Linked DNA regions of Mus musculus: regions 1 and 2 are each linked to region 3. A link is a loop called in an ENCODE intact Hi-C map of the cell type or tissue named here. Cell type or tissue: heart. All regions are shown on one strand. Links, peaks and the distances in the headings refer to the core of each region. The heading gives the core; the rest is flanking DNA.

Region 1 (10,091 bases), core at 2,092-10,091, 160 kb after region 3:
GCCTCAGGCCAAGTCCCTCAGAGGAATGCAGCCCCTTGCCCTCCAAACCCTCTCTCAAAGCCGATCAGGCAATGAACCAGAGGGCTCTTTACCCCTCGGCTGCACTTCCTTGCTAAAGTCCCACTGTCCTCGGGAGCCAGCAGCAGTGTATAAACACAGGGTACAAATCTGGGTTTCAACACAAAGCAGACTGTATGTCTCCACCCCTTTCCCTATCCAGATGCAAAGGCTTGTAACAGAGGGACTGGCTACCTGGCAGGTTGCTTGGCGCCCAAGGGAATTCTGGCAGCCCCAGGACCAGCAGGGACAGCTAGGTGCCCTGGGTCAACAGCCATTCAAGGACTGCTGTGCTTGTATTTTGAAAGCAAGAGAATGGGGGATTAAGGTAGGGAGAGACTTTTCCGATGTAAATGTCCTATTTAAATTCGGATTTGCTTTAAGCAGGCTGTCTCCATCTAGAAACTGACTGTCAGCGGAGGAATTGATACACAAATCCGGCTCCCTAAAGTTTCTACCCTTCTCTTTTTCCTCACTGTGAAGGAGACTTTGAAAGGATCCCTAACTGGAGTGAAGATGGAAGGCTGTATTTGTTTCCTCCCAAGCAACACCCTTCAAAGCTTGGATTAGATGCAAAGTGGCTGGTGCACAGCAAGCCAGTGTGTGGTTTCTATTCCAGGGTTGAAAATAATTCGCTATCCTCCTGAGGATCCAGCTCTGCAGCTAGCCCTGTGCTCCTCATCGCAACCTGCTCAACAGTTTTAGGTTTTTGGGTTTTTGTTCAAATTTGATCAAAATTTTGCTGGTTGGATTTTTCATCTGCTGTAAACTCAACTTAAAGGACTATTTTGTAGAAATCCCCCCACCACCACCACACACACCCCACTAACAATTCTACAGAGTATTCACTCTCAAACACCTGTTTTTGAAGACTATCTTTCTGTAGCTTACTTCCCCGTCTTTCTCGAGTGTCCAGCCAGCTGGCTGCCACCCTCCTTCCTTTCCTTACTCTGTCTGTTTTGTTTAAGGAACTAGAGACTGGCTTCTAATTGGGCTTTTGTCAAAGTGGCAGTGAACTTGCATTAAAAACTGCAGAGGACAAAACTCCTGGGGCCACGCTTCCCAGAGCGGCACCAATCCCACCCTTCGGCTGTCTTGAGGAGAGGTAGGTAGTTCACCCCCTTTCCAGGGAAATGCCTGCCCATCAGGGCCCAAAGCCGATGCTCTTAGTGATTGACTTTTAAAATTAATTGAAAAGAATTGAGACCTGTTACTCCTCAACAGAAGAATGCATTTGGTTCCAGGAAGGTAAAACCCCACAGTTTTAAGCTAACAGTTATGGAAATATGGAGGCTCGAGCTAAGCACTGTTGCAAACCACCTTTCTTTGGGCTTTGTGTGTCTAAAATGGGCCCCCTGAGAAGGGAGACAGCAGGGCTCTTTCCATGACTACAACCTGGACCTCGGGGCCATCACCTCACACTCAGCCTTTGCATTTGGGTTAGAGACAGTGCACAGACAAGACATCGATCATGAGTGAGAAGGACATGAACAGGGGGTTGAAGAGACAATATTCCAAACAAGACATAGATGCGCGCAGGGTAGGGGCGGGGGGAGAGACACCAGACATTGGCTTTTCCTTCTTGCTGTCCCATTTGAATAAAGGATTTCATCTCGAGAGTCCTTTTTCAGGGTCATGGAGACAGTCTTGCGGACACATGGCGATGAATGGATGGATGGATGGATGGATGAGACAGAATGATGAGCATGGTGGGTTGAGGAGGACAGCGTGGGATGAGGGTGAAGCTCACTCTTCCCTGGCCTCACGTTCCTGCCTCAGCTTGGGAAAGCCCTGCAGTCCTTGGGGGGTGGGAACACCCAGTTCCTATTCAGAAGAATGGGTGAGCCTCCTGCCTCAGCTCAAAGGACAAACCTGGGGAGCCACTACTCAGAGAAGGTCCTCCAAGGGAAGGATACCAGAACAAAGGAAATAACATAGTGGCCTTGGCCTGTCACCAATGACGTTGGAAAATCAGGCTAAATGAAAAAAAAAAAAATCACCATGTATCTTGCTACATAATAAAATGTGAAAGTACAGCAAAACTGTGCAAAGCAAGTCCCTTGCAAACGGCTTCAGCCCTGCTCAGGAGCAGAGGAAGTGGCTATGGGCCCTTCCCTAACACTGACTTCAGACCTAGGCTCCTCCTGTAAGTTCCTCGGGCGTCTGACTCACACCTCTCACATCTTGAGCCTCCTGTTGACAAGAACAGAGGAGACACATTAAGGCAGTTTCTCACCACATGCCTGGGATGCTGCGTGCGTGGCCTAGCGCTGAGCCACAGGCCCTACTCCTTAGTTCAGCTCGCAGCCACCGATCTTCCTTCCGAGGCCTGAGAGAGCGGGAGAGCAGGGAAGGGCACAGCCGGGGCGGCCGCTGAGGATCTGGATGGTGGCGGGAAGCAGAGAAGATGGGTGAACATGTCAAGCACAGGGTGAGGCAGACACACACTGGCACAGATGGCATGGTACAAGGAGCACATGACAAGGCGCACCGCCTTAACCTTAGGACACCGGTGCTGAGACTATGCATTGGCCCTAACAGCAGCAGGTGCCCAGTGTTCCTGGGCATCCCCAGGCCTCAGAACTCCAAGAGAAGAGGCCATTCCCATAGCATTCATCAAATAATCACTCTTCCTTGAAATCTCTTGGCTGGTTCCACACCACCAGAAGAGGTCTTGGTGCTCAGGAGGTGGTCTCTGGAGCTGCAGGTCCTTCCGGAAGGCGTTTATGCTAGACAGTGTAAGGACTACCCCTCTCACCTGCCTGAGAAGTCGCAGGAGCACATCCTACTTCAACCCATCCTTAGATGAAATCAGCTTCCCAGGCATTTCCATGAGGACTCTGTCCAGTGGGCTGGGGTTGCCCACCAGACGAGCTTCATAAGCACAGAGGGTTCCCTGGAGCTTGCTGTGCCTCCTAAGAAACAGTCTGCACAGACAGCTCTGCTAGGAGTGAGAGACGAATGGTTGGGAGGCAGAGTCCATGGGCATTTCAGAAAGTGGTCTTCCAACTCAGGGCAGCCTCAGTTTGGCCTTTGGTTTCTAGGGGCCAACAGTTCTTCCCAGTGTCCGGTAAGGGTGGGGCATCCCTTTCTAAGCAGAACTATGGCTTGAGCACAGATCTGGCCTCCAGAAGCGTTTTATTAATAACAGGAAGGGTCCAGATGAGGCCACTCAGACGAGACTGTAGCCGGCTGCCACAGGACAAACAGTAGCCCTGGGCTTGAAAGGTGCCCACCAATAGTCCAGCCTGCTATCCTCAGATCTGAGGAGAAGATACAGGGTAGGAGAGCTGTCCAGATAAAGGGTAAGAGCTGGTAACACGGGTCTTCCCTGAATCCCCCTAGCAAGACTCTTCCTCAGCCAGGACCATGAAGGGCTTTATCTGTTTAATGCTAGAACCTCTAAGGAACATAGAACTTAGGAACCCAAGAGGGCATGACACACAGGGCCCTGGGCCTTCCTTCCCCTGCAATCCATTTAACACATCTTCAGATCATTTCTTCTTTCTGCACCAATTATGAAAATTATACCCAGAGGTCTGGGGTACAAGATGTGTGTGTGTGTGTACACATGAGGCAAAGAGGAAGGTGAAGAAAAAAGTCCTTTTCCAAAACACTACTAAAATCAGAGCCTTGCCTTCTAATTCAAACTGGCAAAAGACAAAAACAAACAAACAAACAAACAAAAACAGACAAATATTGCCAGGTGAGGGTAGTGGATTGGGATAGTAGATAATTCCAGAGCTTTAACCCAACTCACAGAAGGCAGAAATCTCTCAGGAGTGAGGATGGAGACCGTGGTGCCCAGACAGCACACCATCCCAGGGATGTTGGGACCAAAAGTGGGGAAGGACAGACTAAGAGTCCCTGAAGCTGCTGGTCCTTCAGAAAGTTCCAGAGCACATCTATCCTCCCCACGAGAGACCCGTTTAAAGACTCTAAAGTGAATTGTCCAAAGAAAAGATTTCCTGAGAAGCAGCTGACATGTGTTCTGAGATTTCATCCTTTCTGCGTCTCACCCAACACAGTCTGCAGAAACCCTTCTGGACTGGAGTCAAAGCTGCTCCCACAGGCAGGGCAGCAGGGCTGAAGGCTGCAGGTATTTGGAAAAGCTGCGGGTGGGCCTGAGAGCAAGTCAGTTACCACATGTCCCGAGAAGGCCACAAGGGGCAGTGTGGCCGAGGGGAAGGCACTTGCCCTTTCCTGGCTAAGCAGACCACCCTGGCCTTCATGGGATTGTAGGTGTGAGCCTTGTGAAGTCCTGGCCAAGGGGGCTCAGCTCGGGGCAATGCTGCCAGGCTAGGCAGCTCCTCTTTGGCTTAGTCTCCACCCCAGTCTCTGCACATCTTTCTTCATAGCTTTAGCAGACAGAGCAGGGCCTTATGAAGCACATAAATACAGCAGCTGGTGTGGCCACCAGGGCAGGAAAGCCTAAGCACCCGCCCCGGGGTATGGGGTCTGCCCCCGAAGAGGGAAGAGTTTACCGTCAGGTTTGAGCACCTGCCCGGAGTGTGGGGTCTGCCCCCGAAGAGGGAGGAGCGAGTTACAAAGCGCCAGAGCAGAGCGCACTGCGGTCCATCGGCAGGAAGCGGGGAACTAGTTTTTCCTTTTCTGGGCAGCCTTTCTCTTCTTCTGTCGCTTCTTTTTTCCTATCTTTTCTTTTTTCCCCACTTTTTCTTCTCTGCGCCCCCTTAGATAAAATTAGTAGAACCATTAATCACATTGCAACATAGAGGAGTGTATCTATCTCAGTTCCCACAATCTTCATTCAGCATTGCCTTCCGAGTCGATTTAGCTCGGTCTTTGAGTTTGAGGCCTGGAGGCCACTTGGCAAATGTGGTTCACAAGCAATTTATCAAAGAAAACCAGATACTTTCCCCACCCCAAAGTTAAACAGGGGTGCCCTAACCCTATGACCCGGGAACCGCTTACAGGGACTGCCAGTTTGTCTGGCTGGTCCTGGTTTTGAGCATTCCTACCAAAGCTCATCCATCCTGAGACATAAATGCACATCTCAGAGGGCAGGGAAGGAAGCTCTGGGCCTGCCTTCCCTTTCAATGCAGAGGTGAACTCTGCCTTCACTACAAATCTGCATTTCAAATTATACAAAGCAGGGGAGGTGGAGGCCACGGGCTCAGGCAGCCCTCCAAGAGAGGAGGGGGAGAAAGGCAGGATGATTGATCCCACTTCTCTTTTCTGGATGCTGGGGAGCATCCCTAGGGATAACTGAGATTGTTCTAGAGAGCTAAGGAGAAGGATGGTTAGCAGAGTTTTTATTAGAGCAACTGGTTTGTGACTGTCACATTAAAATGATTCAAGCTGAATGGTATTTAATGATTTATGGGGTGAGGCCACCTGTTCCCACAAAAGCCTGATATTAACATGGCCCAGAGTCATGGGATTTTTTTACATGGGAAAATAGGAAAGCTTGATATTACTGGAGTTGAGTCTGGGGATCACATGAGGATGTTAGGAGAACTGAGGAGAAGGAGGAGGAGGGGAAATTAGTGAGTCAAGTATTATTCATTAGAAAACTAGCTTGGGTTAAAAAAAATACACAAAAACTTTCACTGCAGAGGCAGCCTGTTCATGAGACAAGCCTGCCTCAGTGTCTGTCGCTCACCAGGACTGCAGGGCAGCCCACAGCACCTGATCAGCAGGCACACCTGTTTTTCTCCATCTTCAGAAATGTATGTGCACTCCATCTAACAACTAGTAGATTTTATTTCAGGTAAATAAATTCCCACATACGGTAGGAGGTTTACAGCATGAAACAATTAGCATTTTATTGCTAGTGCATATAATGTCACAGTTGATACAATTTCATTCCAAGTGGAAAAATACACCGTGGCTGACACCGGAAAGCTACAATACATTTATATGTCATATATATTTCTTTACAAGTTGCCAGTAGCTCAAGATCATAGAGATATCTACTGGCATTACTATGGCTCCACTTCAAATATATGAATTGACTACAAATATATTCTGAAATACATTTGTCTTCCAAAGAAACATAAAAAGTGCACAAAAATATATGTAAAAAAATGCCTTGTAAATAGTTACCAAAAACCACCAGGGCCGTCTGTGATCATAAGAATGTATGCAAGTTTTATCTTGTCTCCATTTCTGATTGGAACCCAGAATCCCCACTGTGGCTTCATGGCAAGATTCTGGCTTATTCGTTATTATTATTATTATTATTATTTTCATCACTGATATTCGATCAGAGCCCATAGAGCCACTGTTGAAATATATAGGACTCAGGGACAATTACCAAAGTCCAAATCCTCATTTAAACTTCCGTTTATGATTAATTCTCAGACTTGTGTTTTGTGGGTAAATCTAGGCATGTTCTCACATTATCCAGGATGGTCTGGCTCCATTCTACAGGAGGCCAAAGAAAAATCTCACAAAGGGCCCAAGTGAGAGGAAAGCAAAGGGAAGAGAGGGAGGGGGCACCCCACATCACTCTCCTCCCTTCCATTGCAGCATTGGTCCGTCAGGCTACAGAGGTGAGAAGCGGAAGTCAGATGAAGCATGCGTTTGGAGGCAAGCAGAGAGCAGGAACGGCTAGGAAAGGGTCTCTGAGCACAGCTTCAGGGATCACTTCTAAAGGAAGCTTCCCGACCCTGGCACTGAACTGGATAAAGGAGCCTCCCTCTGCCGGATCTTGTGTTGACTCAGGACAAGGCATCTGTCGAGGAGCGCCCCCTGCAGGACAAGCCCTGCAGCGTTCCTCGGACTCTGCTCTGGTGGAAGGTTTCTCTCTAGGGCTCCCTGCAAAGCCACCGTCTATAACTGTGCCCAGAGGCCCCAGGGCAAAGAGAAGCTCCAAAGCAAACTGAATACAGCCCTTGAAGTAATCACTGCTTTTTAAAATGAAGATGAGGATGAGGAGAATGGGGATGAAGCTAACTGGTTAGGGTAATACAATTCCTTAGAAAAACCCCAGTTATAAAAGCTCCATTGTGCACGGGCGAGGGCAGGGATGAATATAAGCTGCAATATCGTACCATATGCTATGGCGGAGTGTCTTTATGCTGGCAAACCTTAGCATGACCCCAGTCAGTGCTGTCCCGCCGGCCATCCTGGCCAGGGTTCAGGCCCTCCTCCCCACCACTGCCCTTGCATCTCCCACGGATGTCAGCCTTCCTCGGGGGTCTACTGGAAAGTCCTTTGGGCTGTTGTGCTTACTTGTTTAAAGCTTTCTCCAGGTACTCTTGGATCCACTTTAATTTCGGGTCAATGCACACTTGTCTGTTGTTGTTCTTCAGCCGTGCACTGCCAAAACACAAGGGGAGAGACGCTGTACAGCCAAGCGGGAGAAAGCGATCCTGTGGGCTCACCCAACACACCCAGCTAAAGGTCCTCACTGCAGGGCCCAGCTGCTGCTCCCGGAAGCTTCAGTTTTGGAAGACATAGCACTTGAATCGTGTTGGGACCACCACCGCAGAGTTAGGGACGTGCTAAGGATGTCTCCCAGGGGACACAGAGAAGAGACCACAGTGGAGGCATTTGAGCTTCTGGCCAAGTTGGAGCTTGGCAAGTGAGGAAAGCTAAAGGAAAAGGAAGGACGAATATCCCACAGGAGTCAAAGTGCCCAAAGGGTGTGGAGGAAGAACCACCCAGAAGGCGCGGATGACTGATATCATGGTGGGGGGGAGGTCTTGGAAAATTCTGGAGAGTGCCAGAAGCAGCCTAAGAACTTTTGACAGAGCACCTTGATAGTACATGGGACAACCTTAAAGGTAGCTCTGGAGGAAGACGGCAGGAGTCCAGAAGGGGAGGAACAGGGCAGTTCAGGTGGGCAAGGAGCAGTCTAGACAAATTGTCCAATGGTTGCCTGAGCGCGTTTACAAGTTCACAGAATGCTTCAAGGTCTTAGCTTTGTGGATTTGTTAATTGACGCCGTGTTCTTTCTCCCATCCCTAGAACTTCCTAATGGGCAGATGAACCGGTGAGCTTAGCTCTGGTTATTTTCCATCAAGTCCTGGATGCCAGATAATTAAAAAACCAAAACCAAACAAAAACCAAAAGCAACCAAACAGAAACTACGGGAGACGACTCCTCTCCAGCTGGTGAACTGTCTTCTAGGAAAAACAAATGCCTGTTCAGTGTCCTAGGGACAGGTAACCCTCTTCAAGCAGGCTGCCCTGCAGTTGACCAGTCGTTCAGAGGGATGTAACTTCAACAGGGATCAGGGGTGTCAGTCTGGATCCTGCCATTTATTAACTTAGTGATCACCCAGAATCAATAGTTGTATTTGACCCTCTAAGTTCAAGGGCCCTTCCCGGGACAGTGCACCAGCACAGCCTATTCAAACGTAAACTCATCATCTTTAAAATCCCTTTCTCGGGAGAGTATTGTATTTTAATCAAAACAGCAAAAATAATATTCATCATCTAGGTCTCTAAAGCCTACTGTACATAACACAGCAGCGGAGGCTGGAGAGGAAGGCTGATGAGCACAGAAAGTCTGAAGCAGTCACCGTTGGGTGACAAAGCCGTCAGGCTAGCATTGCTCCAGCTGCTGCATCCTTATACTGTTGTTAGTGTTGAGTCTCCCGAGGATGGGAACCCCTGCTGGGGGGCAGTGAGCAGGACAGACTAGCACAGGACACATCTCTGCCAAGTCTACCAGACTCTGAGTGAGATATTCACATCATTTATACCTTTTTTGGGCTTTTCTTATTTCCCAGGTAAATTTAAATCAAATACTGGCAGCTACCATCACACTCCAGCAAACTCTAAAACTCTAAAACAAAAATGACCTCTGAGCAAGTGAGTGCAAGTGAGTAAAACTGAACCCCCCCCCCCCCCGTGCCATCCGGGTCTTGTAATTTTTTTTTCTATGTGAGAAAGGATTAACTTTGGACACCAGAACCTTGAAACTGACAAGACAGACCCAACTGTCAGCTGAGGGCTGACCTCCATCAAGTCCATGGCTTTTTCTGTAGAGAGGCGGCCCACTGTGCTGCAAGAAACAGCTTGGAAAGCAAGAGTGAGAAACACTGAGGACATCAGGGCTCTGGGGAACAAAAGTATCCTTTGAAACCCATGTCTGATGGCATATCAGTGTCCCCGTGGTGGTGGTGGTAACAGCTGCCCCTAGTTATGCCAAGTCCGAGGCTTCTATACCATGCTCCTCTTTGGGGGATGGCGGCTAGGACTTACACAATCTGAAGGGCACAGTTTGGAGTGTTGAGGATTTTCAGATGCTTGACGTTGGCTCTGGCGATGTGGCTCTCGAAGAACCGGCAGGGGCATCGGTAGCTCAGGCTGACTGGTTTACCTAGAGGAGGTGTAGAGAGAAAAGTGGGGCCAGTCATTATCTGCCTGGTGCAGGGGGTTTGGTGGCTCTTGTGGGGAAGACTCAGGAACATCAGCAGGAATGGTTACAGAAAGTTTCTTGCAAAGACCATCCCCTCGGCCAGGGATCACAGTGAGATCTGACTGGGCTCAGCCTCTAAAGGACAAAAGGACCCAGGAGAAGTGGGGTGGCAGAGTTCTGGGCTCCCTTGTGGCCCTCTGGTGCAGGCCTGGAGGTGGGGGGCTTCACTTCTACCACCTGCAGTTTTCCCTCCTCCCACTCACCCTATCCTAAGCCCTGGAAATCACAAAAGAATCCAGAGGGGAGGACCCGGATTTACCTTCTATCCAGCTTTTCCCAAAAGCTGGGGTCAACCGTGGCTTTTATGGTCACTACCTGGATGCCTAGGCCTCCTGGATCCTATTACCAGCTTTGTTTGCCAATTCACCAATTTGCAAAATGCTATAATTGACACTCATTAGTGTAAATTAGCAAGGGGCTCCTTTAGAACCCCCCCTTAAGAACCACCCTTTAAGTCTAGAATTGCAAACCCTGAGGACTGCTGGATTTGTAGCTGCTCCCCCAACAACAGGGTTTTATCCTAGCTCTACTGAGCATCCCCAAATGTTTCAATTTATGGGTCTTTTCACCAAAGTTTAAAAGTATGACTGAGAATAGTTAGCCCCAGGATTTTAAGTTTGCTTATTTAGAGTTCCAGGAGA
Region 2 (10,398 bases), core at 1,123-9,122, 81 kb after region 3:
CTGTTGGTTCTGAGCCAATTTCAGGGAGCCTACTGTCAACCTAGTCAACCAGGCAGAGCTGGGATCTAGGCTCAGTACCAGGGAATCAAGGTTGGACAGTGAGGAGAACATCAGCCTTCCCAGACTAGCGAGTATCAAATAGGCCATTCTTGAGAAGAAATGTCAAGACTGTTTTAACAGCCCCAAGAATGAAATAGTGAAGTCTATATGGAAAAGGGTCAGGACAATGTGGCTACATCAGGCAGGATGCTAGGGAAGCCTTTGGAAGTACAGTGGCCTGAGGACACAGCACTGAGGAAGTGCTAGGCTCTGGCACAGAAGGCATCTGGACTCTTCAAGAGCAAAGTACTCCATGTGTTTTCAATGTAGCCGTTTTAAAAATTACTGTTGGTGCATCCCAGTAAGAGGAGCAGACCCCTGGAAGATGCACGGGACCAAGCATCAGCTTTCTGTAATACTGTCACCAAATAAATACAGACCTTAAGAGACACGTTGTAAATAGCCACACGTTCACTTAACTTCCTCCCCTCCCCCATCTCCTCTCTTTCTAAGCACAGCCCAGGTGCTCTGTGCAGTGAGGCTGGATTTCTGAGGAGGTGGTAGAAGGGAACTAATGGGATTATCTGCCAGGAACGCCTGCCAGGAGCAGCCTCATTGTCGCTGAAGGCTCCCACTGCCCTCCGACCAGCCCAAGCATTTGCTCCTCGTAAGGAGATGGTTTTAATAAGTGATGTGAAGCCAAGTATTATTAAATAAATTATGCCAATTTGAAGCTCTGCCTGGGTGGGCTTCAAGTCAGCCACACCGGGATTTAACAAGGTGGATAAAGATGCATCTTCTCGGATTACCACGTGCCCTTAGATGCTATTCTAATCCCAAATTGTTGAGTTTTCCTGAGGCTTCTTTCTGTATAAATAACATGGTTATTGTCCAGGGAGCTAACAGGTGCAAATCCCCACGCATGGTGTCTTGTCACATACAGGCTGCTCACTCAGGCCGACTGCCATTGTCCTCGTGCTCAGTGCTGTCATTAGGCTGTCAGTCATTGGATGGGGCAATGATGCAAAGCACCATGCGTCGTAGCTATTGTGTTCATCGATGATGATATTCAGAAATTAGGATGGTGAGAGTCCAAAAATGCTGTGGGAAGAGATCGAGGAAAGGAAGAAGAAAGAACTGGGAGGGACAAGATGCAGGCCTGGGACCCCGCTTCTCCGGTTTATCAGTTCAAATCAGCCCATGTGCAAATAGCATTTCTATGTAGTCAAGGTCTTATGCACGGTCAGTAAGGGGATTCAGATGTGACTTGCAAGGAGACTAAGAGTAAAAATGGATTGAATTTTACTATCAGTAAATCTGAATGTTTTACTCTAAGATAATGAAATTCTCTTCCCTTGCTCCTTTAAAAACCTCAAAATGTGACTAACTGGATACACACCAAAAACATGGGAGAGTGTGTAAGGAGCTGAAGCGGCTTCTTGAGATCCGCAAGATGGGAGCTGACATGAAAGGAAGCCCCAGCAAGTATGCATTACTTCTCAGTGACAGCCCCAGAGGCCATCACTCCATCCACTAGAGACGGTGCTCGGCAAAGGAGGGGTTGTGGGCAGGAAGGTGACTCGAGACCAGCCTCTGCTTCTCTGAGGACAGATGCAGTTTCACCGTTATAATCTTATCAGATTCCATGTCATCTTCTTGGAAACCCATGAAGGAAGTTGTCTATGACAGCCACACCTCACGGAATCAGGAGGCCATGGGAAAGCAGAGAGTCCTTTGAGGTTGCTGGCCTCAGTTCTTCTGTTGGGATGCCCTGGTCTGCTCTACACTCACCGATACTAAACTTGAAACAGGAAATTATAGACTGAGTTACCTCGGTACTATTAAAAGGAGGAGGTATGGTTGTGAGTGGTGAATCATGGGAGAGGAAGACATAGCAGATAGTGGGATGAATAAAAGGCTCAATTGTCCCATGTCATCTCAACAATCAAAAAGTGTAACAAAACCTCGGGCGAGCATGCTGGCCATGGTTAATGAGATCACTAACAAAAGTGCTAGAGATAACCTAATTCTCAAACACTTCAAAGCATGGAAGCTGGGGAGCTTTGGCTCTCATCGTGTACATGATTGACAGAATGTGAAGAAATGTATCAAAGGAGATAAGGCATTGCTTAGTAACTGGGGAGGGGGATCCTTCAGAACCATCACCAGCAGAAGGAGTGAAAATTCTCTGCATGATTGACAGCCTGCAGGATGGGATGGTGCCACTCTAACCCTCTGGAAGACAAAGATGCCCTACGAGGGAAGAACACTGAATCCACCTTCCATGCCACACACTCCAGCTGAGCAACACTGCACACCCAGAGAGCTGGAGTTCAAAGGGCTGGTGGCAGCAGAGCTCAGTGCCCAAAGGACAACTTACCATATATGACTAACACAGAAAAAGGTCAGAACTCATTGCATACTCCAGTTGCCACCAAGTGTATGTACGATCATAAACACGTTGAAAACTCTAAGTTGAACCACCATCAGGTAGGAAATATTGAGACTGAGATTCCTAATAAAAATCAGTAGATTTATATTCTAAGTCCTTTCTATTTGATTTGTTCTAATATTGTGAATAATATTATTTTAAAAAGTGATCTAGAGCCAATTTGCTAGCTTTCTACTCTATAAATACTTGCTGGCTTCTCACAATGAATATTCCGAAGAGACATCCCTGAAAAAGTTATAACTGACACCCCTGCTCCCAACCCTCAGGGACACAATCTACCATTGAAAAGTCTGTTTGTTATTCACTAAAGGAGGGTGCCACTGTGCCCTGGGGACCACATGGAGAGCACTGGTTGCTTACAAGGCAGAAGGGAGGCAAGCAGATTTCATTTGGGTTGTTTGACAACCCCAGCCTGTCCCGATTGGCTAGTTTGCACTTGACAGGCGATTTGGCAGGCATTAACTCGCCCATGGGAGGAGCCATCAGGGTCAGGAAGGTTCCAGATGCCTAAGCCTCAGAATACAGAAAAGACAAGACATGGTTCAAACACCTTCTGGAAACATTTCTCTTGTCAAACACCCCTGTTCATCGCCCGCCTCAGCAAAATCATGTTAGAAAGAATACTGATTGCTAGACGCCGCCAGCTTGCCTGCGTGGCCTGCTAGCCATCATGACCAGGTGTTGACAGAACCTTCTGTCTGTACTTCTGCTTTTAGCCCCGCATCTCCAGCTGGCTGTGTCCACCCCTGAACCAGGAGCAGCGTGTGAGTGGACAGTGAAATCTCAGGGGGCAACTCCGATGGCCCTGGTCCCTGCACAAGGGCAACCATCTGGACTGGATTCAGTCAGCAACGACATGAGTATAGGGGCCCTGAGACATCATTTTAGGCACCATTACCACTGGCAACTTGTTTGCACACTCTCCTTCTCTGTGTTCTCTGTTTTGTTTTGATACACTGGGACCTGAACTGGGTTTTGCCCTAAACTACATCTCTAGCCCTAGATTTTTACACCCCCCATCTCCCAGACTGATCTCCAATCCCTGTCACTAAGAGAGCATCTTTTGCATCTCTAAGCAATTTTCCCCTCTAGTCTCACAGAGCCAGTCTGAACTCTGAACACCCTCATCTCAACAATAATAACATGTCTGTCCATGCTATAATTTTTAATCGAGAAGTTGGAACTAGAGCAAAGGGTATCTCAACCCTCAAAGGGAACCCAGCGACCACCTATATGTATGTAGATAGCTAGTATAATTTTTCATAACACAAATACTCTGACTTCTAGACAGCACAATCTGGGGCCAGCCATCCTCACTTTCCAGTGAATGGTTGGCAGAGCTCTCTCAACTATTTACTCAATAATTTGTTTAAAACTATAGGGTTGCAGCTGGGTGAGCGTTTGCCTTTTGTTTGTTAGTTTTCCCCTCTAAGAATCATGTGCTACAAACAAAGGTTGTTTGTCCTGCTGGAAGTTGTGTGGACGATTTTTTTTTTATTTGGATTGCTGTCCTTTCTGGTCTGCAGGCAACTGGTTTTACAGGCCACCTTAGCTCTCTTCTGTGGACTGCCACGTCCCCTCACTGGCCTGCTTTCTGGTTTACCCAGCTGTGCCAGTAGGAAAGGGAACAGCTGGACATAAACAATCACACTGCTCGCACCAGGTACAAAAAGGGCTTGTGTCGCTCCTTTGGGCATTTCTGGCTTCCTAGAGAAGACAGAAAAAAAGCAAGTTTATAATAAGCAAGGCCTTATGAATTGTGACCGCTTTTAATCTTAAACAGACACTTTATCTGCTAAAATCCCAGAGCTCAAGAATCAGCCTGCAGAAGAATGACCATTGTGGTTTCATGAGAGGGAGGAGAGGAGGAAGGAAGGGAGAGAGGAAAAAAACTTCCACTCACCCTGAGAGGACGAAGGTGCCTATGGGTGAATGCACATTGCCACTCCCCAAGAGCTTTCTGGCACCAGGAGAAGGCACTGGCCTGTCTGTTTAGTGTTCAGCTGGCTCACATGTAAGGGCCCACAGGATGGCAGGACAGGAACAGAATGATGGAGATGCCCAGGGACACAGCAGGGAGTGTCTGCAGTCTACAACTGAACCGTGTCCAGACACCCATGGCTGACTCTGTGACAGAGGAAGCTGATTGGCTCTGCTCTGTGACTGAGAAAGCTGATTGGCTGAGGTGGAGGGTGTTTGGGAGTTTCCCCCTTTTCTTCTTTCTGTGGAGTCACCTGAGATGGCTAAATTTGCTAAACCTACAGGAGACGCTGAGATAGACAGAGCCGTCCAGCTGTAATTTCCTTCGGTTTACCCCCAGGAAAACCCGAAGATGACCTGTGGCTTTGTGGCTATAGAGCCCTTGGGCCAGCCATTTCTGAGCAGTTAATTCCCTTGGAAGAGGGAGAGAAAAGCCGTTCCAGCTCCAACTCCTTGGTTGGTTGTTCCTGGTCAGTTGAGAGGTTAATAAATGAAAATAAGCCCCACACAGGATGGACAGGGCAGCCTGCGTGTGTCAGAGGTGAAAGGGCGCGGGGAACAAACACGGGATGGGGTATAAATAATCAGGGGAAACTCCAAAGAAATGAGACCCTGAGAAGTACCAGGGCTGTGCGCTAGTGTCCCTCTGAGGTCTCTGAGGTCCTTCGGTGTTCTCGCTGCCTGCCAAGCTCACAAGCCCTGTCTGCGGGGATTTGCACTTGTGTAGGTAGAGAACCCATTTTAGGTAAACTCCTTGCATTTTCCCTCAGGATCTGGCAACCAAGTTCCCTGTCAATTGCTTCCATAGCTCATCCCCTACCAATTTAGGAGAACCCCAGCCTGCGCCCTTCTGGATAGCGCCCTCTGCTGGCACTGGCAGGGCTGACCGTGCAATGGCCTGGTCTCAACCCGGGGCAAGACACATCAATCTGACTACACACCCACACCGGAACCACCTTAGGTGCCCATGGGAGGCAGATGTTCAGACTCCGCTCGCGCTTGCACAGACATGTTGTTTATCAGCAGCCCATTCTGCTGAGATGCTGGCTGTCAGAAATGGTTTCCGTAAGTCTCACTCCTTTTCTCCTACCTCTGTTTTTTCACCTCACTTTGGACCTACCACGGTAATCCTGAGGTATTTGAACAGAATTGCTATCTAACCCAATTCCCTTCTTCCTAACCTCCCTGAACCTTCCTGAATCTCATGTTTCCTGGCAAACTGATTGTCAAACCCCTCTCCACTGTGGCGTCCAGTACACAGGAACTGTAGGTAGGGTCTGAGCAGTGTAGTTCAGGGGTGAGCTAGAACCTTTGCCAGAGGGGCATGCAGACAGGGACACAGCAGTTCTGTGCAGGAAGTCCCACTTGTGATACACTTCTAATTCATGTTCAGCTAACTCGTTTCCTATCTGCTGATAGCTAAAGTCAGACACTCTTTCCACAGTCATTCCTCTCATGAGCCAGACAGTTGCTGTGGCTGTGCCGCTTAACACTTGCATATTAACCCCACAACCTACATGTTAGCTTCTACCCTGATTTATTTTGTCCATTGTTGCCATCTGTAGTTTGAGAATCCTTAGTCCAAAAAACAAAAATAAAAAACAAACAAAACAAAACAAAATCCTCAATCCCAAGTACTCTAATATCTGAGTTTAACTTTGAAGCATTTCAGATTCCCAGATTTGGAAATATTTTACATTTTGGATTTTCCTATTAGAAATGTCCAACCTATGAAGACTTTTAAAATATTCCAAAAATCTGATCAAACCCCAAATCTAAAGTACTTCTCACCGTATGTGTTTGCATGAGGGGTGCTTGGCTTGGACAGAGGCCATCCGGGATGTTGAATTTTGTATGTTTCTGGTATGGACAGGAGCACCTCTCAGACCCACTTGATGAGTGAGCGTTGTAGGTAACTTTTCTATAGCCCATGCTTCTCACCGGCTCACCTTCACAGAGGGCCCAGCTATAGCTGAGCATCCTGGGTACATTTTGCAGCACAGGGGTCCACCATCTCCCATCACTTTTCTCGGGCACCCATAGGATCTTACATGTTGCCTTTTGATGGATCAGAAAGCCTGTGCATGTTACCTTGTTACATGCCAAGAAATCCAGACACCAAGGCCACCACCTTTGTCTGATATGCAACCTAATCACTGCATTCTTTTTTTTTAAATATTTTTTATTACGTATTTTCCTCAATTACATTTCCAATGCTATCCCAAAAGTCCCCCATACCCTCCCCCCCACTTCCCTACCCACCCATTCCCATTTTTTTGGCCCTGGCGTTCCCTTGTACTGGGGCATATAAAGTTTGTGTAATCACTGCATTCTTATTCTTGCCCTGCTGTGTGGTTTAGGGCGACAACCTCCATTGCTTCTCATTGTCCCTAGATACATAAAGGACTATCTGTTCTGCCCCAAGGTCTGCTCTCTTCCCTGATTCAGACAGGAGCCTACGGCTGTCTCTGGCATTACGGCAAGTGAGCACTTTGTTTTTCTCCTATGCTTTCCGGCAGTGCCTAGTCCAGCCTGAAGTGTCTCAGGTCACGAGCTTTTCCTGTGTCCCTGCGGAAGCTGTATCAATCTAACAATAGATGCCTTCTTAACGAGGCCTTCCTGGTGTTCATTATAGACTGTCCTGCACTGGTTTTGAATTACTATTCCTTCTTGCAGTCTCTGCTTTCTAGCACAATAAACTCCCACCTCTCTAGGCCGTGCCCAAATACGTGTGTATGACGTATGACAGAGGTGCCTGTTTTGCATATATATTATAATGCGTACTAGAATATCTACATAAAGAAGTCATCATACTTTCAATTACAAGAAGTGTTTGCTGAGGCCTGCATGTGTTCCTGTAGAAGAGTATGTGAACCTACCAGATCTCATTAGTCTATGGAATGAAGCCTGGGGCTGAGTCATTTCAAATCTTCCTCCCAATTCCTCCACACGGCGCACAGGTGATCACTCACCAAAGAGCTCCCCTGTCTGAGAGTCATCATGTGTGCTTATGATATTAGTGGTTGAAGATTTTTTTATTAAAAATGCTTAGGTTCAAAGGGGTTCTAGATTTAAAATTTTAGCATATTTGCACACACATAAAGAGCTATCTTAAAGATGGGAGGCGTGTCTAAACCTGAGCTCATGTTAATGTCTCCTGTGTTCCTATCCATGTAATCATGTCCCAACAGCTCCACACTCCAACAGCTTCGAAACAACTCCAGGCCATCCAGCCATTTTATAAGAACGCTCTGGCTGCTCAGATGAGTGCCAGGGTTTCCTGACTGGCATATAGTGTAAAGAGGTCAAGGCCTTGGAGGGTACCACTGCAAAGCTAAGGGCACAAGACTCCAGAACCCTGCGCAATTCATCCCAAAGCCTTGACAATGTCTAGAAAGAGATAAGAATGCTCTAGAAGCAGAACAAAGCGTATCTCTTCTAGAAAGGCTGCCCATCATGATTGTGTTTGTATAACCACATTTTATAACTGAACAACATAGAAATATGGTTATTGTCTGAGAGTAGGAAACAGACGGAGGAGTCCCAGTCAAAACTCTAATAACGTGAGGCCAGACATAGCACAGGGGTTGAAATGTGGGAATAGTTGTTTGTCTAGAAAGAACACTTCTATTCTTTATCAATGTAATGGTCGTTTCTTTCATTATGATCCAACACCTGACAAGATTTGACTTAAAGGAAAAATATTTAGGCCCATGCTGCCAAGAGGGCCTCATCTGCACCAGTGGAACTACTGCAACCAGGATCTGTGTTGATGTCTGTGGCTTGTGTTACCACCAAAGGTCCTGCATGCAATGACTGTGAGCAGTGCTGCAGCCTGAAGTCATGTTAATGTCCCGAGTTGGGGGGAGGGGATGCAGGCGATTACTGTATGTCATACTGATGTGAGTAGCTTATGGTGCTACCTAAAGCTATGATGTTCATGGTTTGGGCTGCCTTAAAGGGCCTTCTCTGGGTCCGTGGTTGTGCTGCAGCTGGGGGCCGTGTTTGTGGTCTGTGCTGTTGTCGGAAACTGTGTGGAAACCCATGATCTGTGCTCCCATTGACTGTAAAGTGCGAGGGAGCTAGGGATATGGATGACTGCAGACACAGTTGAGAAAGAGGGACATAGAAAGCGTCTGTGGCCCCTACCCCTACCCCTCCAAAAAGTAACAGCCTAAACAGGAAGCCGTCAAAGAGAACTCTTAAAAAGTACGATAAGGATGCTGAAGTTAGCTCTCCACAATTGACAGCTTCTGATGAGGGTGTAGGAGGGGCAGGACTCTGTTCTATTTAAGGCGCAGGCCACTGAGAGTTTGACAATGCTCCGGCAAATATATAGAAAACACAAACTGAACTTTTCTCTTCTTTATTATTACCTTCAGAATTTTTATTTTGGGGGGTTCACAAGGGTAAGGTGGGCATGGAAAGATTGGGAAATGAGTGTGATCTGGTGTATAATGTGAAATTCCCAAAGAATTGATAAAAATATTATGTTAAAAATAAAATAAAATAATGGAGGAGAGTGTTTGGGCTTATAGAGTGAAGTGTGATATGTCGTGCTGAGGGAGATGTGATGGGTGGCCCAGGGATGTCAGGAGTATCCAGCGACTTCTTGCTCACATCTCAGCAAACCAAACAAACATGGCTGGGACAGAAAAAGGAGCAAGTAAGCTATAAAGCACAAAGTCCCCAGAGATCCTCTTTCTCCAGCTGGACCCCATCTTTCAAAGGCTCTACGAGGTCCTTGCTGAACAGCACCACTAGTAATTTAAACACATGGGTCTATAGAAATATTGTATATCTGAATCATAACAGCTAAATACAACCAAGGCCGATTCTGAGCAAGCGTGCTAATGATTTTTCCTAGGACAGTGCTGGGTCAGGCTGGGGAAACACAGGGAGGTGCCTGGGTCAAGGTTGTTTGCATCAGATCCATTCTTAACACTGTGTGCCTCTTAAATCTTAGACCTTGGAAAGTGGTGGCCACTGACTTCACCCTCAATCTCAAACCTAACAGGGGGATTGACAAATACCCATTCAAATGTTGGTTATTTAGTTCCTAGGAAAGACTTGTGGTTCCAATACTAACTCCATTTTGTAGATCGGAGAAATCGAGGCTCAAGCACAAAGTCACATGCTCAATCAGCTCACACACTTGGCTCCTCTTGATTCAAAGCCCACCATTGGCTTAAAACAATTTGAGTTTTTCTGAACATTCAAACAACCCTGGAGGCAGATGGATGAATCTGGCCAGCCAAGGCTTGGCCACTTACTGGCTTTTTGACTTGAAGCCAAATATTTGATTTAACTACAACTCAAGTTTCATAGTCTTAATTTGGAAGAGGGCAACAACAGGACATGTATAAATTTATTATAACAACACAAGAAATGCATAAAAATACTCAGAAAGTATTTGGCATTTGGGAGAGACAGCAAATACCAAATGTGTATGTGTAGTGTGTGTGTGTGTGTGTGTGTGTGTGTGTGTGTGTGTGCGCGCGTGTTCAGCACACAAAGTGAATAACAAGACATCATTCTTTGGATAGAACATGTCCATGCATCCAGATGCCTTGGGTACAGGGCTGTCCTCAAGGAACTCATTATCTGGAGGTGGGGCAGGAAAAGGGAAAGCACACGTGTCTGAATGGCAACAGAGGCTGGAGGACTGAGTCCTCCCAATCGAAATAGCACCCAGGAGTTGCACTTCAGCCTGTGACTCCTGTAGAAAGTATGAGCTGGCCTCAGGATTTGCAGCTGTAGGAGGAAGAAATGAATGAGCTGTTCTGGGAAAGTACCAAACCTGGGGAGGGAGATGGTCACCCGGAGCTGTGAACTGAGCACCAAAAAAGGTTTTGTTTAAGTTACCGGGTGAGCTGAGCTACATTTGGTCATGAAAATGTGCTTTGAAATGACTTTTCCTGGTCCAG
Region 3 (10,398 bases), core at 1,008-9,007:
GTAAGCCTAAGAGCTAATCCTGTACATGGCTCCTTTACCTACACACTGGGGATTTGACCTCTATCTCCACTCTCATTAATATGGGTGGCCTATTTGCTCTTATTAAAAGGATAGGGGGAGATGTTGGGAGCCGCGCCCACATTCGCCGTTACAAGATGGCGCTGACAGCTGTGTTCTAAGTGGTAAACAAATAATCTGCGCATGTGCCAAGGGTATCTTATGACTACTTGTGCTCTGCCTTCCCCGTGACGTCAACTCGGCCGATGGGCTGCAGCCAATCAAGGAGTGACACGTCCGAGGCGAAGGAGAATTCTCCTTAAAAAGGGACGGGGTTTCGTTTTCTCTCTCTCTTGCTTCTCGCTCTCTTGCTTCCTGCACCCTGGCTCCTGAAGATGTAAGAATAAAGCTTTGCCGCAGAAGATTCTGGTCTGTGGTGTTCTTCCTGGCCGGTCGTGAGAACGCGTCTAATAACAGCTTCTGTCATAACAATAGAATGAAAGCTAGTGGGTTGCTAGAGAGCTTGCAACATGGATGTGGGGAGCAGAGTTTGGGTCCTGAGCAACTATATAAATGGTGGGCATCAAAGACCAAGTGTAATCCCAGTGCTTGGGAAACAAGGCACAGGGATCCCTTGAGCAAGCAGGCTAGCTGGCCTAGCTGAATTGCAAGCTCGGGAATTAGCAAGAAATAAAGTAGAGTGGTCAAGGAAGACACCTGATGTCAACTCTCGGCCTTTACTCATAGGTGCATGTACTCACACACATGTAAACACACACATTCACATATGAATATACACTCATACATAAGCATTCAGATGCAAATGGAGGGAAGGAAGGAAGCAAGGAAGGGAGGAAGGAGAAAAAAGAAGGAAGAGATGAAGGGAGGGTAGGGAAGAAGAGAGGGAGGGAGCAAAGGAGAGAAGGAGAAAGGAGGGGGGAGAGGGAAGGAGAGGGAAGGGAAAGGCAGACTCCCCATCACCCAACTATAAGTCCAGAATTGAGCAAATGTCTCCTTGATCACACTCCCACTCAATGTGGCAATCCTGGGATTCTGTTGGCCTAAGGTTTCCCACTTTGTGTGGAAACACCCAAACATCGTGTCAGAAGTCCATGCACGGTCTTCATTGCACCCATCTGCCCGGCTCCTTTCTCAGTCAATGAATGTCTTCAAAATTCATGTTAGTGAAACAGAAAAGCAAAGTGATACAATCAGGAAAGAAAATGTCATCCTACTCTGTTGCTTATTTGGAAACAAGCAGAATGCCCTGAGGTCACGGCGATCTCGGCTGCAGCTCTCAGGCTACTGTAAACAGTAGATGCGTTTGAAGGACTCTGCTGCACAGGAGTATACCTTAAGGCAACTCCAAGTGTGGCTTAGAAAAATAGAAGTGACTGCCTGTGCTTCCTTTGAGATGGGAAGACCTGTCTGATTTCACTGGGAACACAGCCAGTCAAGATCCCCACTGGTCTGATGGAGACTCCTGGCTGGTGACTTGGTTTCAGATAACTGGCTGGTTCCAAGATGAAGTTAGCTTGGCCTTGCAATTCCATTAGGCTAAATACTAGCCTAACCCCTTCTGTTTTTCTTAAATAATACCATCTCTTGCTTTAAAGAGAAATTATGTTGTATAACAAAGAATTAAGAAAGCATTTCAAAGCCATTAGAATTGATCTTCAGGCATGTAAACAAACAAATGTTTTGAGTTTCTTAGTATAATTGCTTCAACTGAATATAGAGTGAGATGCTGAGAAACTAAGGTAATTTACTCTGAATGGTCAATATAGTTTAATGAGTGGGGACAGGGTCTTAGGTCAGCAAAGATTATCCCATCTAACTAGACAATTTCTCCAGGAGACTGGGATTATGAAAATAAACTCGCTAGACAGTCACTTATCCTCCATTCTGCTCAGACTTCCCCCTTTGGTTTTAGAAACCAGTGATTATTCTGTGGAAAACACAATGATATTGATACTGCATTTCCTTAATACCTTCAGGTCTATTATGGAGAATCAAAATCAGCAACAGATTTACTCACAAGCCAGAGTATATACACTTTTAGTCCAGAGTTTTGAAAACAATGATTTTCAATGAGGGTTTGCCATTGATTTGTATGCTTAGTTTCAACTGAGTGAAAGGAATAAGGGCAAGGTGGATTTCAAAGTTTAGGAGGATGCGGCACAGAGGCAGAAATAGAAAGATACTTTGATTTATTATAGGGTTTTTCTGACCATACTTTCAAGGGCAAATGCCAGGTCTTTGGGAAGAGCTCTTACCCGGGCCAGGGATGTCTGCATCTTGTGGTTTCAGTCTCTCACATTCTGCTTGCCTGAGTCCTCATTATTGTCTCAAGTTTCCTAGGCACCACACAGCCACTCTGACTGCTGTATAATCAGCAGCAGATGCCCACAGGGAAGGGAGGACCATCCCTGCCCTCCCATTAAGGAACTGTTCACACGAAGGCTGCTTCAGAAGGCAAACAAACAGCGTTGGCGGCGTTCCTGTCCCACTTCTAACCTCTTGTGATCTTTGGCTTCTGTTCAGTAATGGCATTTATTTTGACTTCATTAAAAACGTGTGAGATGGAATTTCACATAGGTCTGAAGTTCAATGATTTACAGGCCAGATACAGCAGAGGGTTGTCTTGGAGTTCATAACAGTTTGGGGTTGGCAACCCTGGTTTCCCTGCAAAGGAGATAAACTCCCCTCACATTTTATTTGCAACTTATACTAACAACTTAGAAGATTGCACTGCAAATCTTTTCCTCCCCCTCTCCATCTTTTCAGCTACTCCGTGAATGGTTTGGAGACATCTTAGGTGACTTCATTTGTTCACTTTGGGAGATCTGAGTGAAAGTTCCTAGAGGTGACAGTGACTATAAAGTACTCGTGTACAGGTGCAAAAGTGTTGTGGTGAATTCCACTCATTTGCATAAAAGGTATTTATACAATAACAGCTAATAGCAAGTAAAAATCAGACACACTGGCCTTTAACTAAAAAGAGAACAAACTGATGGAGTCTTATGCAGGGTAACTTAATATATCCTCTAACAAAATTTAAATTCAAATGGTTTCACCTTAGAGATTCAATTTTTCTGAACCTATTGATAGAAGCACGTAGATTCGATTAAGATTTGTCTAAAACGTTCACTGGGATATTTATAATAATGGAGAATTTTATGGAGATTACCATAAATAAAGCAACAAAATAGAAGATAAAGTGCTTCAGGTTGAAGTAGGCAGGCTGCTGTTTTCATGGACAGCTATTAACGCTATGAACCTTCCTTACCCGATCCTGCAAAACTTCAATCCAAACAGAGCAGCTGCTATTAGATATGTCAGAGAAGCTCCGCCATGCCTACAGGCTTACCACTGTGCTCATGTCCAGTTTGCAAATAACTCATCTCTAGATTTGGTTTTTAACCCCTCCCATGTTAGAAACTATCATGGCCAGGGTTTCTCTGTGCTCGCTGCTACCCCATGCAATGAAGCAACCTTCTAAACGGCTCCAGTGTCAGACAAGAAATGCACCCTTTCCCCGGATCTTACCAGGCTGGTCTCGGGCTGCTACCTCCAACAGTATGAAATTCTGTTTTTTTTTTTTTAAGATTTATTTATTATTATATGTATGTACACTGTAGCTGTCTTCAGACGCAACAGAAGAGGCCATCAGATCTCATTACAAGTGGTTGTGAGCCACCATGTGGTTGTTGGGATTTGAACTCGGGACCTTCGGAAGAGCAGTCAGTGCTCTTACCCGCTGAGCAGCCATCCCACCAGCCCCGAAATTCTTTAATATCACTTTATTGTTGAACATGTACCAAATCCTCAAATAAAGATGAGAAAAACTCAGGCTTAGAAACGTTAAATGCCTGAACCAACTCTGGGACCAAAACAGAAGAGAATCAGGATTTACTTGATAATGGGCAGATTTGATGGATGAATGAAGCCATTGTATTAGGAATGGAACATGGAGCCTGAGTTGTGTTCTGTGGGCAGGAGTGAAGCGAGGGCCAGCTGCAGCAGCTGTGGACTGCAGATGCCCAGCTGCAGCAGCTGTGGACTGCAGATGCCCCACTGCAGCAGCTGTGGACTGCAGGTGCCAAGCAAACGCCAGCAGGAGCACTAATTAAGGAGGAAGATAAAGCAGGGATCTGACGATTTTCTTACATTCAATGTGGGCAGAGGGAGAAGTCAATTTTGCAAGCTTGAGTTTTATGTATCTAGACTTGCAGCTGCCAACAGTGTCTGCCTCACAAGAGCATTGATAACAAAGGCCATGATCTAAGACTCTGCAGCTGAGTTCTGGGGAAGTGGAATGAGTCTTTTCAGGACAGGACGTTCTCTGGGGAGAGGCCATGGGTATATCTCCACGTCTTCCTATTATGGTCATCTGACCTCACTCCATCAGAATTTTCTCTACTGAAACCACCACCACTCCAATCTTGCCCTTTCTTCTCATTAGTAGTTGAAGCAAAGCCCCTAAAAGTCTCCTTAGGTAATTGTTTCCTTGTTCACTACTTTTACTACTTCCAGAAAGTAACTCTGAGGGATGGTATAAATGTGAATTCTATTTACAGCCAGATTATATGGAAATTGAGGAGTCTGTGCGTTATGCAGAAGATCTGTTTGTTTAAACAGATGAGGAAATAAGCAAGCTGTTTTTAACTGTCCAGATAGGAAAAAGAAATGCTCAGATTGGACATACATTAGCACAGACTTATGGCTTCCTATTAATGGGTCCTATATTTAGAGGACCAAATCTATTTGAAATTCAGTATTGTATTGTTTATACAATAGTGTCACAGTAGTGAGTACTTATGACTGTCAGCATCCTTACCCCCCGTGGCTTCACACAGTCACACGCCTAGACCTCCGCTAGTGAGAACTGGCCTTGTGGTTTGTCTCTACCCATACTGACAGTTCACCACCTCTTCCTTACAAGAACTTTTCAACTAACTGCTTTAATAAACGTAAACACTGTCACTTCAGAAAAAGAATCACCCGCCATTGTGCGGATGCCTTTGGCTAGTATCAAAGAAGAAGGAGAAATGGAAGGCAGACAAATGAAAAACTGGGAATGGGAGGAACAGACCTCAAGCAGGGAGGGAACCTTTAAGAATAAGTTAACAGGAATATGTTTTTAAACATGTGTGGCTCCTCCATATGAAAAGGAGATTTATTAAGTCAGTTAAGAAATAGAAGCCTTAGTCGGGCGTGGTGGCGCACGCCTTTAATCTTAGCACTCGGGAGGCAGAGGCAGGCAGATTTCTGAGTTCAAGGCCAGCCTGGTCTACAAAGTGAGTTCCAGGACACCCAGGGCTATATACAGAGAAACCCTGTCTGGGAAAAAAAAGAAAAGAAAAGAAAAGAAAAGAAAAGAAAAGAAAAGAAAGAAAAGAAAAGAAATAGAAGCCTTGAATAGAATGATACCAGCAGAAATGACTGGCAGGGACTTGGCAAGAATGTTTCTGGTGGCAGTGCTGGCAATGTTCAGATAAATCTCTGAATTATATAAACTGTTCCAGACAGCACAGCATCATGAGAGGTTTCTCAAGCCTCCACTGCCTAAATCTGGACTTTACAATGGCAGGCTTACTTCAGTCATGATGGCAAGGCATGGATTCCTCAGTGAAGACTAGCAAGCACCACTCAGCAGCACATTCAAAGAATAACATTCCATGTCTGCGTCTTCCACGCAAATGCTGATATACTAAAAATAAGCCCATTAGTAGAGCACTTAAAATAAATGAGCCAAAGGAGAAGTAACCCAAGTTCATTTAAAAAGCCACCAGAGGTCGATCAACAAGCTTCTACATGCTTTCTTATGAAAACTGTAGCTCTCCGCATCAAGGATGACTGAGAGATAAACCCAGCAGTGGGAGCCCTGACAGGGATCGCCTGCTCGTGGTGCTGCAGGCTTGAGAGAGGGCACCTCAATCGCTGCTGTGGGGATAGAAAGAAACAGCATCCATAGAAACTTCTAAGTACCTGGGGACAAAGCTGCCTATTTGTGTTGCCATCGTGATAACAATGGCTTTATGGTCCTCACAGTCTGCTTCTGGCTGTAACTAGACATCCAGAGTGGATGATTTGTGAGGAATAAAAGGTGGATCTAAAGCCTAGGAAGCTAAGACCAAACAGCTTAATCTGGGAGGATTCCTCGGGCTCCTGGTCCAGGGAATCCCATGCCAGGCAGGTGCGCAGTTGCTAGCTCCAGTCTCTGCGTTCCACTCCTTATAAAGCCACTGATACTATCACGGAGCCCCACCCCGATGAGCTCATCTGATACTCATTGTCATCGTAAAGGCATTTTGTCTCATTTCCAAATAGTATTAATATGCGGCTTTGGGGATTAATTTTTCAATACTTGATACTTAAGGGGCACACTCATACCATGGTAGTGATTGATATCCGACTATGAAACCTAACAATGAGGGGTGGGAGATAGCTCAGTCAGTAAAGCACAAACATGGGGACTTGAGTCTGGATCCCCCCAAACCCACACAAAATGTGGACCCAGAGGTGCTTTTCTGACAGAGACAGGGGGTGTCTGGAGCTCACTGGCCAACTAATCTCAAAAAATATAAGGTGGAGATTAATTTAGGAGACACCCAGTGTCAACCTCTGTCCCCCAGATGCTTATAAACACACACACACACACACACACACACACACACACACACACACACACAAAAACACAACAAAACAAAAAGCAAAACCAAAATCTAACCACAGGGCTTGAGGTGGGTTAGGAAAGGCAGGAGCTGCCCCGTTCCTCTTTACCTTTCGTTACAAGCTAAATAGTGTTTTTCTTATTGGCATGATGGGTTTAATGAGGACCCAAAATATATTAGGAAATGAGATTTATTTTAATTTTTAAAAATTGAATAATGTTTTTAGAGACAAGGTGTCATTAGGGAGCTCTGCCTAGCCTGCAAGCCACAATGCAGAATGGACTGGCTTCAAACTCAGCAATTGTCCTGCCTCAGCCTCCTAGTGCTGGGCTGGAAAGTGTGGGCCACCATGCCAAGCAAGTCAAGGTCTTTAAGGAAATAATTAAATTAAAATGGGGACCTTGGTGTCAGTACTAATCAAGCATAAGGAGATGATATTAGGACACAGACACTCAGGGGAGGTCATGTGACAACGCAGGTTGAAGATGCCATCATCTTCAGCCACAGAGAGAGGCCTCGGGAGGAAGAAGTCACACTCACACCCTGATCTTGGGTCTCCAGCCCCCAGAAGGCAAGTCATCAACTTCTCTTACGTCACCTGGAACTTCTTAAATGTCTTCCACTCACAAACACTTCCTGCATGAAATCTTTACACAACCCTGGGTATATGGACATAAAAATAGAGTGCACAACTCTAATAAACCACAAAGATGTTTATTTCCAAACAATTCCTTGGTGCACGTCTACGTTTCCCACTTGTTAATGACGAAGGCACGTTTGTGTACTACGAATGAATGGATGTGCACACTCAGAAAAGGGATGAATGGACTGTTCCCTTCCAAGTTCAAACTAAGGCCTGTGCCGGCAGGCAGCCTCCCTCAGGCAGATGTGTGCCTCATGGCTCACGCGCCTCAGAAGCAGCTGATGCCTGGAGCTGGCTTAGCTCTCCTCTTGAGAGTCAGTCAGTCATTTGAATTAGTGTCCTGTCAAATGCCCTCGGCTTTGTCTTTCCCATGACCCCATAAAGTGGGTGCTGTCAGTCTCTCAGGGGCCCGGCTCCTTCCCCTTCTGTCAGAGCTCTGGGAAGTCCATGGCTGCTGTCCGGAGGAAAGGATATTCTTAGTTCTGACTAAGGCACTGAGAACTCTCAAACAAGAGCCGATGGTGTTCTAATGAGGAGCAGATGAAGGGCACAAACGCCTAAGCCAAAAATCCGGGAAAGCTGAGAAAAGAAAATACCAATATTGCCAAATCCTTCTGAGCTCCAAGTTTGTAAGCATGATCAGTCTGCTTGCTGGACTCTTGCAATGAAGCCTACGGAGGAGTTCAGAATCACGCAGACTCGAAAGAAATAAATTTAATCAAGAAACCACTAATCTCAGATAGGTTCGCCAAAAGGGATGTCTTAATTAGCCCACACTTTAAGAAAATCTTCTGCAACAACCAAAACCCATGACTAATTACCATGTGTGGCTGGGTGGGGCAAAAATACAAGGCAGCTAGAAGCCAGTGGAGAGTGTGATGTCTTTGTTCCCATTGTCACAGGTCATTCCTTTGCTGTGAGGGCTCTGAGCTGTGTCCTATGAGCTAAAAGAAAACGCAGAAAGCTCCATTCTCTTCATTTGCGGATCCTCGCACGGCCTCCAGTACTTGATAGGTGTGTGTGTGTGTGTGTGTGTGTGTGTGTGTGTGTGTGTGAAAGAGTTAAACACTGTCATGAGAAAAACGGATGACTAAACCCAACAAGCTCTGTGCGGTTTCTTCTCTCCTTCCTTCACAGGACAAACAGTGAGAGACGATGCACATAGATCCCTATAATGTGACCCCAAAATCTCCATGTATCCAGCAGTAACACTGGCTTCCGTCAAATGACAGAGGAGAAAATAGATGGCCAAAATCCCAGGCCGCCTCTTCCTTCAAACCCAGCCTAAGTCTATCTCTGGCTTAAGTTTGAGAGCAAAAGCCAGGGCTTGCAGAGTGCTAATGGCAGGAGGGGGCAGTTGCCATCCAACATGTTAATTAAAGACAGAGTTAGCTGTGAAAAGGAGAGAAAGGAGGAACTGATAAAGGGAGCCCCAAGACTGTCTTCAAGGCACTGACATGCATTTTAGGTTAAAGTGGAAGAATGGGGTAGAGGCAAGAGATCTGCAAAGTTAAGCAGTCTGATCCAGGTGTAGTCTGGTTGGTCCTCACTCAGCTCTGCTTCTGCATCGTACTCTGAATTAGTCATTGTCATCATTTGAGGAGAGCAATCTGGTTCTCATGAAGTGGTCACTTCTGCTCCAGGGTCCAGGCTTACCATAGCAGACAATGGCTCTCATGTCTGTTTAGTGGTAGTTTAGTCCTTAGTCATAAGGTGTTTATTGATCAACCCTATTTTTCCCAGGATCTAAAGTGTCTGGAAATCTCTAGACAGCTTTAAATATTGTTAGGGGATCTGGAACGGGGTGGGGGAGGTACTCTATAATAAGATAACCATGGAGACAGATACAAATGAAGGAGAGAGGTCAGGTTTTTTCCTAATCCCAATTACCTTGTGGGACCAAAGAAGGAGACGGTGCTTTTTAGCCAAAACACTTCCTAAGTCCCTGCTGTACCACTCCCTCAATTCCCAGACTTTGAATTCTAGAATTTCCCCCCAGTAATTATAAACTTTGGCTTAAAATGAAATACATTCTTTAAGAAAATATTCTTTAAGCATCTCTGAATGTTCCAGATCCCCCCCTCTCTCAAATAAAAATTAAATTTACTAGGAAAGCGCACAAAATTAAAGGTAAGCAGATAGCTGCATATACTTTGGGATATTCACTTAAATTTACCCTGACTTATGTCTTTACTTACTATTCTTATAAAAGATCAAGCTATACTAATTACTATTGTTTGTCTGAGAAATTATTTCAGAGAGTCTTACAGGGAGGAGGTCCATTTTTTTTTCTTTTCACCTCTAAAAGTTCTACAGATGGAAAGAAAGCAAAACTTTGGTCATTTCTATAAACTAGAAAACATGTTGAAAATCCCACATCAGTCTTTAATGATAGTGTGAAATATATATTTGGTTTCCAAACAACTTTTAAAGACAGGAAAATCTTCAGGAAGATGTGGTTTGCTTTATATGTCAAAGACTGAGAGTTAGCTGGCAGCCTCCACAAAACATCAGGATGCTGCTGGTCACCATAGAGACCGGCAAGATGAGGGTGCAGGGGCATTTTGTAACATCTCCAACCTGGGGAGAAGGGAGGAGCTAAAGATAAGATGGTGATCTGTGGACAGTCACTTAATCAATCTTGGTTTTCTAATGAAGCTTCCATGAAAACTCAAAAGGATAGAGATTAGAGGATCTCTGGTGGCAGAAGTCTTGGTAGTGCTGGCAGAGTGTGAAGAAGTAAGGGCGTGGGAGCTCTGAGACTCTTCCCTACGCATCTTAAATAGCTTTTGTTTCCTGACTTGTGTGGACCAAAGCAGAGGTGTGGAAACCCTGCTTACAGTCTGTCTGCCAGAAACACAAACAAGACTATTTGAGGCATCTGAAATATGTGAGGTCAGTCCTGGGAACTGAGTCTGCAGTCTGAGGATCTGGTACCAACTCCAGGTAGACAGTGTCTGTACCGGCTGGTTTTGTGTGTCAACTTGACACAGGCTGGAGTTATCACGGAGAAAGGAGCTTCAGTTGGGGAAATGCCTCCACGAGATCCAGCTGTAAGGCATTTTTTCAATTAGTGATCAA

Evidence for each region. Peaks named below come from ENCODE experiments on the same cell type or tissue, not always from the same donor. Only the 100,000 strongest peaks of a DNase experiment are listed, where the experiment ranks them.
Region 1: a loop joins it to region 3, with 10 times the contacts of the local background. A loop is called at or near these places in 3 of 42 quality-filtered maps.
Region 2: a loop joins it to region 3, with 1.9 times the contacts of the local background. A loop is called at or near these places in 2 of 42 quality-filtered maps.

What each region holds. Positions count from the first base shown.
Region 1 is chr6:117,170,742-117,180,832 of GRCm38, reverse strand. It overlaps Cxcl12 (chemokine (C-X-C motif) ligand 12), which reads right to left. Exons shown (of 3, transcript NM_021704.3): 2 at 9,234-9,351; 3 at 5,764-7,341. The coding sequence ends at 7,251. Among named protein-coding and RNA genes, the nearest start is that of Cxcl12, 7.3 kb to the right of the region's middle. In heart, for the core only: CTCF peaks have their summits at 4,210 and 8,600; a DNase peak (open chromatin) is centred at 6,772; H3K4me3 peaks cover 699 bases; H3K27me3 peaks cover 4,309 bases.
Region 2 is chr6:117,244,377-117,254,774 of GRCm38, reverse strand. No RefSeq gene overlaps it. Among named protein-coding and RNA genes, the nearest start is that of Cxcl12, 81 kb to the right of the region's middle. In heart, for the core only: a CTCF peak has its summit at 5,347 (motif pointing left); DNase peaks (open chromatin) are centred at 3,214 and 5,334; H3K27ac peaks cover 2,754 bases.
Region 3 is chr6:117,324,846-117,335,243 of GRCm38, reverse strand. No RefSeq gene overlaps it. Among named protein-coding and RNA genes, the nearest start is that of Cxcl12, 160 kb to the right of the region's middle. In heart, for the core only: a CTCF peak has its summit at 5,880; a DNase peak (open chromatin) is centred at 7,723; H3K27ac peaks cover 2,397 bases.